Regions from separate parts of the Mus musculus genome. Here region 1 is linked to region 2. The links are chromatin loops, found by intact Hi-C in ENCODE. Cell type or tissue: left cerebral cortex. All regions are shown on one strand. Links, peaks and the distances in the headings refer to the core of each region. The heading gives the core; the rest is flanking DNA.

Region 1 (3,221 bases), core at 234-2,733, 73 kb before region 2:
AACTTCCTACTCAAACCTCAAACTGTACCCTCTGCAAACCAGGCTATATTGGCTTGTCATTTGTAGATGCTTCTAGGTCATTGTTTCAGAGGGGATCCTGGCCAGAGGGGCTTCAGCCCTAGTACTGAAATTAAAAGGAAAGGGTTCAGGGTCCTGAGCTTTGAGCCCTCATAAAAGAACACTGAGCTCTACATACAAATATTCCAGCACATGAGAGCCGAGAGATGCTTGTGCACACGAGATGGCTATGTCATTGTCCAGAATTTTCTGCTACTAATTTAGCAAGTGCTGACCCCTTGAGGTGCAAATTACAGCATCTTATCTCAGGAGCACACAGGAAGGAGAAGTCAGCCAGCAGACCCACTGGCTGTCAGTACCACAAAGTACTTAGATGAAACACCCTGGGGACTAGAAAACTTCCTAGGAGAGGCGATACCTGACATTTGGGTCTTGAAGAGTGCTTAGAAGTTTGCCTCCAAGGATAGGATGGGACTAAATGTTACAGACAGTAAGCATCAGCTAGGGGCAAGGAGTCAGGAATACTTAAGCCTCAGCCAGCATCCTACATTTTGTTCTACGGAGAATGTGGATCCTAAGTACCACACCAAGGCCCATCAAAGGATCAGGGGAATGGCATGCAATGGTGTTGTGGTCCATTCAGGATGTTTTAACAAGACAGACTCAGTGACTTAAAACAATAGAAAGGTATTCTTAATAGTACTGGAGAATTCAGAAATATAAGGCCAATGTGCCAGCAGGTTTAGTGTTAGTTGAAGTTCCCTTCATCACAAACAGTTGTCTTCTGAATACATCCACAACTTCAGTGGAAGGGATGAGAAATATCCTTAAGCCTCTCTTATGAGATATGGTTCATTAGTGAAACTCCTCTCAAATCCCCTGCTTGTGCAAACTACTACCTCAGGGCTAGGATATCAATGCATTGGCAGGGCTATATGTTATAAAAGCCTATAATACTACTTAGGAGGTCTAGGCAGGAGGTTATTAAGTTCACAGCCAACATTATCAGTTTAGTAAGATTCTGTGTCAAAATTACAAGTTAAAAGGGGGCCTTAGATGGAGCTCAGTGTTCCAGTGCCTGCCTAACATGTGCAGGGACATGAGTTACATCCATAGAACCACAAGCATGGGGAAGGGATGGGGATGTAACTTAGCAGAACAGTTCTTGCTTAACGTATGTAATGCCGTAGGTTGCATGGCCAGTACTGCAGAAAGGGAAAGGGAAGAAGTGAGGGGGTGTGGGATTTGAAGTAGTGTGGGAGCACTCAAAAGAGCAAGGAATTCAGAACTTGCCAAGAAGTAAACTACCCAAGAAAGAAAGATCTTCTGATCATTGATCATGTTGCTGACATTCCTCATCCATATCACTTTCCTTGCTTCCTACCGTTTCATGTTAATCCCCAATTGAGAATACAGCACAGATAACAAATGTAAGGCATAGAGTGTAAGTGGATGCTAGACCCTAGGCAAAACTCTGTATACACTGTGGTGACTAATCTTTCCACATCCCCAATTTACTTCTCTTTGTGTAAATTGCCACCTACTAAGAAAGAAGAGCCCTCCAAACAACAAGCATTTTGAACTCAAGCCCAGACTCCCTCTAAAACCCTATAAGCATTTGGCACCCAGACTATGGGAACAAGGAATGCATAAGGAAGAGGTTCACACATCACCTCAAAGAATGGTACAGTACTGGCGATTCTTGGACAGTGATAGGCAGAGTAAGAGGACACGCACCATGAAAAAACTGTGGTGCACATAAGGACTTCAAGACAATACCCAGCCAGACATTGTGACCTGTGATCTCAGTAGTCAAGAAGCTGAGCAAATAGGACCACAAGTTCTAGGTCTGAGCTCTATTTGGAGACTCTGTCACAAACAAATTAAATAGGCCCTGGCAGTCCACTCTCTGGGACTAGAAGTTGACTGTCTATGAATGTAATAGTGAAGATGGATATTACCTATAGAATATCTGCAAGCAAGAAGTCATATGACAAGAGTAGATAACAAAGGAGATTAACCTAATCATGGCACTCCCAGAAAACTAGAATCTGTTTTGAAATGGGGGCGAGGGAACAAGTTTTTAAAGTATAGTTCAGTTCTAAATATGACAGGTTTTCTGGATCCTAAGTTAAATATGGTTAAAATCACTACAGAGGTGTGAGAACTCTGAAGACTTTGGAAGCTGCAAACCTATGGAGTCTCTGTGTTTTCTATCTCCAAGCTCAGTCTTTTCCAGGTGCATGGCTGGGTGACTATGAGCACGCCAGGTGTGGAGATCACAGGCACTAAGAAGCATTGTCAACATTGTGAGGCGTGGACTCACAAACATGCACACATACATATACACACACATGCACATACACACATATGCCCACACGCTCAGTGGTGCACATCATCCGCTCTCAGTTGAGACAACAGAGAGCCAGCATGAAATGCTGCCAGCAGATGGGAGCCCACTGAAATGCCAGCCAGAAGAAATAGCCTCACGGCTCAAAAACAAAATTCCAGTTTAGCGAAACCCCCTCTTCTTTTCTCTTTCCTCAGAGAAAATTCCTGTGTCGGCACCCAGAGCCGTGGCAGTCTGAGCTGAGCTGTTATTCTGGACCACCACCCCATCTTGCATGTTAAGTACAAAATGGAAAAATGCCTCAAATTGGGAAATGGGGCTACAGTCCCAGATGGTGTCTGAACATGCATAAATTTGGTTGCTGGGTGAACAGATGGAAACTTGAAGGGAAATTTGAAAAAAAAAAATCACATTCTTCTGCCAGACCACTCCCAGGCTGAAGAAGAAGGGCTGTCACTTAGCTGGCAGAGGCTTGATCTTCCAGCCTGTGGGATGGGGTGGAAATCATACTGTGTTTAAAGGTGAGACCAATAAGATGGAGGCTGACCTCCTCTAGCCTTTGTGTGCAGGCACATAGCCACAAGCACACATGCCCTCATGGTTTCCTCTTTCTTTTCCTCATATTACTTGTATCCCTCCCTGCTTGGGAGAAACCATACCATTAATGGACATTATCCTTTGACAACCTTATATTTTGATTCCAGCCATCCAGAAGATGTCAATCAGCTAGATGTCAATCAGCAAGGCTGGACTTGCAGGTAGTAACCTCCATTCCCTCAGTTGCTCAGTACTCGAAAGCCCTAAACTACTGCCTGTAAAAGCCTCCCAGACATTCTGGCTCATTCCTATCCAA
Region 2 (3,221 bases), core at 428-2,927:
ATCTCTGCAGGTGCTGGAGGGATATTTGCAGTGGGTAGGGCTAAATTGCTGTGTCCCTAGAGAGAAGCACCCCCCCCTTAGAGAACACACAGGAGCCTGCATTAGCACTCTGGCCCACCAAGGACAGGTAAGGAAAAAATCTGGCTCTCTTTTCAGAGGTAGTAGCCAGGCCAGAACAAGGTAGGAATCCCAGAGCTCCTGCCTATCACTAGGAAACTCCAGCAAAGGCGGCCAAGAGCCACTCTTGGCTACTGAAGGTGTTCATTCTTGACTCTAGCACACCTGTATGTTAAAGGTAGTGAGGAAGGTCATATTCTGTCCTCCATCTACCTGGGCAGGCAAGCAGCTTCTATTAACACAGAGCTGAATAGGTCAGCTCTGCTCTTTTTCAGGAGCTCTAGGTTTTCTTGATGTGGAAGATGGTTGTATATGTTGGAAAGAAAAAAAAAGGAATGAAAAAGAGAAGGGAGAAGAAAAAATAACCCAAAGTAAGAAAGACCTAGGTTGACTTGGCCAGTTGTGTGATTTTAGGAAAGTTCCACAAGTTCTCTGAGCCTTAACTACCTCGCCCCAAACATGCACCGAAACCACCTCATCTAGCTATCCCTGTGCTGAAAGCCAGAGACGCCCCAGTGACCAATGTAGACAAAAGCTTTGCAGACATTAACCAAGGACGACAATAAGTAAAAGACATTGAATCGTATTACGGAAGGTGATTACTTCCAAGGAAAGGGACATAAAGACAAACAGGGAGCCCTGAGGGAGGGAGCTCCAGACTGCAGAGTTAAACATCAGTTAGAGGTAGGTGAGCCTAGCTAAGAAAGTGTCCTCCTTACAAAAATCAGAGCATGAATATTAGGAAGAGGTATATCTTAGCCAGATAGCGTAGCTGATGCAAAGGCCCTAGGGTGGGCCTAGTGTGTTGCACTGCAGGAGGGAGGATCTTGTCCAGAGAGGAGCCAGGGGAAGGATAGAAGGGAGGGAAAGGTAAAGATGAAGAAGGCAATCAGTTGACCTTGGGAGTCCCCTGGTATTTGTACTGACTGGAGCGGGAGCCACTGTAGGCTTCTGAGTAGGAGAGGGTGGTCTTATAGGTTTGATAAGGACCTCTTAGCTGTCATGTTGAGAACTGATGCATAGAAAGTGTGCACCCAGTGTCTGCTATGTGACACGCACACGATGTCAAGCAGCTATTACTATTATTCTACTACGACAGTAACACCAACGTATGACACAGGCAAAAAAATCCCCACCAGACAGAACGGGTGGAAAGAATCCACAGACCTTCAGAGTGACCAAAGCGTACCTCCCTGTAGCTGCTGGCATCCCTCCAGCAAGCCTGGTCACTGGCCATCAGTCCTTGATTGAATCTGGTACTGGGAGAGAAACTCACTGCCTCTCCAAACAAGCCAATGCACAGTGGGATAGCTCATGTCATCATATCCCTGCTTGGAATCAATTCTCCAACTGCTCCCTTAGAAACCTGCCATGGTCCTCCTGTGTAGCACGATGCAAGTCTGCCCCCTCCCTTCAAAAGCTGAGGACGGCAAGAGACCTGCAAGGTCTTGCATTCACAGACCTATGGTGGTTTCTAAAGAGTGGTGGAATGTTCAGGGGGAGGCAGGCCAAAGTATGTATACATATATGTAGAGGGAACAGGCAATGGGGACCCTGAATGAAAGGTCTACAAGGCTTTCTGCTCACAGAGCATCAGCGAGTGACCACAGGGTGAAAATGACCCATTGGCCACATAAGGAAGAGGAGGGGCAGAAGAATGCAGTGCCCGTGGTCCTCACTGGTGAGGGGAAAGCTTACAAAGAGCTACCAGCTTCTTCTCTGGAACTGTGTTCCTGTTGTCTTAGACAAGGGTGGCCACTGGGAAATTATTTCCTTTTTGGTCTTCTGTCTTCACTAACCAGTAGCTCATTGTCAGAGATACTTGGAGAGCTCTAGCATTCAGGGGAAGTTCACTGGGATGTGCCTCCATAAGTTAAGATAAAGCCAAGTAATGAGACCAGACCAGACCACTAGCTGGGGGATCCCTTGAGGAAGAGAGAGACCCAAGGAGAGCTCTATGGCTCTCCCAAGCCCTTGTGCCTGGACTGAACTATCTCATCCACCCACACACCCCTTAGGAAGGCAGACTGAACTCTCTAGGTGGCTAAAAGATATGACCCATTCTAGGTGAAGGCCAGGGAAGGTTCAGGGATACAGAAGATGCAAGCGTGGAGGATGGGCTCTGGAACGTGTACTCCACCTCTGCCTGCTTCCACCCGGGGGCTGGAGGATCCCCTTTGCTTTGGGTACAGAGTGGGAAATGGCCAGGAAGAGCTTGCTTGCAAGGACACAGGGACTAGCCCTCTCTCTGGGCAGGAAGACGGTCCCCACCCAGAAACCTCCTGAGCCCTGAGTCGTGCCCGGCGCTCCCCATTTCACCCCACCCGCACCACCTCTGCTGTCACTCACGGCCACTGCCTGCTGGCTCCCTGGTGCGCTCCGCGCCACAGGCACCTGCTCGCCCGGCGCTGGACGCTCAGTTCTTGTTCCCACACTGCGGACTCCTAGTCTTCACTGTCACTTGGTCTTGCTGCTGGCCGGACATAGCACTCCTCCCTTCTTGCATTCCCCTGGAGCCCACCCACCCGCCATGGCCCGGGTCTGGGCCAAAGAGTGGCGTGGCTCGTGGTCCAAACCTGGGTAAGGAGTTGGAGACACTGGGGGCTGCGGAGAGGGTGGGGGACACACAGAAAGCAGGGTGGAGCAGCTGTCTCCAGAGATGGACACTGGGAAGAAGCCAGGAGTTTGGGTGGGAGGACCCCCTAAGCAAAGCAGACGCGGGGTGGGGTTGCGCTGCAGCTAGAGAGATGGTGGTCGCTACGAATGACCCCGCGGCGGGGGCGGGAGGTGGGGGACGACGGGGTAGGGGCGGGGCGGACTCCGAGAGGAGGGCGGGGGTGATGCTGTGGAGGAGGCTGCTCGCCACCCAGCCACTGACCGCCCCCTCCATTCCTCTCCCCTCCCCCCTTTCCCCGCCTCTCTCGGGCTGCGGGTCGGCCACGCTGGACCCGCTCTCCCCGCGCTGCGCTACGGTCGGACGCCAGGTCTGCACGCCGCGGCTGAGCGCCCACTCGCCTTGAAGAGTGAGCGGTGGAGAAACCAGCGGGGGCGGCGGCGGGAGAGCTCCCCGGGAGTCGGAGGAGGTGGCAGTCGGGAGCCCAGCC

What was found. Peaks named below come from ENCODE experiments on the same cell type or tissue, not always from the same donor. Only the 100,000 strongest peaks of a DNase experiment are listed, where the experiment ranks them.
Region 1: it touches region 2 in a loop (5-fold over the local background); 3 of 42 quality-filtered maps call a loop at or near these places.

The regions. Positions count from the first base shown.
Region 1 is chr7:40,822,828-40,826,048 of GRCm38, forward strand. No RefSeq gene overlaps it. Among named protein-coding and RNA genes, the nearest start is that of Gm51479, 69 kb to the right of the region's middle. In left cerebral cortex, for the core only: no CTCF peak of the experiment used is centred there; DNase peaks (open chromatin) are centred at 1,276, 1,634, 2,461 and 2,672; H3K27ac peaks cover 863 bases.
Region 2 is chr7:40,895,733-40,898,953 of GRCm38, forward strand. It overlaps A230077H06Rik (RIKEN cDNA A230077H06 gene), which reads right to left and starts at 2,592. Exons shown (of 5, transcript NR_040329.1): 1 at 2,467-2,592. It also overlaps a transcript of Vstm2b not described here. In left cerebral cortex, for the core only: a CTCF peak has its summit at 1,516; DNase peaks (open chromatin) are centred at 1,491, 2,153, 2,547 and 2,730; H3K4me3 peaks cover 724 bases; H3K27ac peaks cover 469 bases.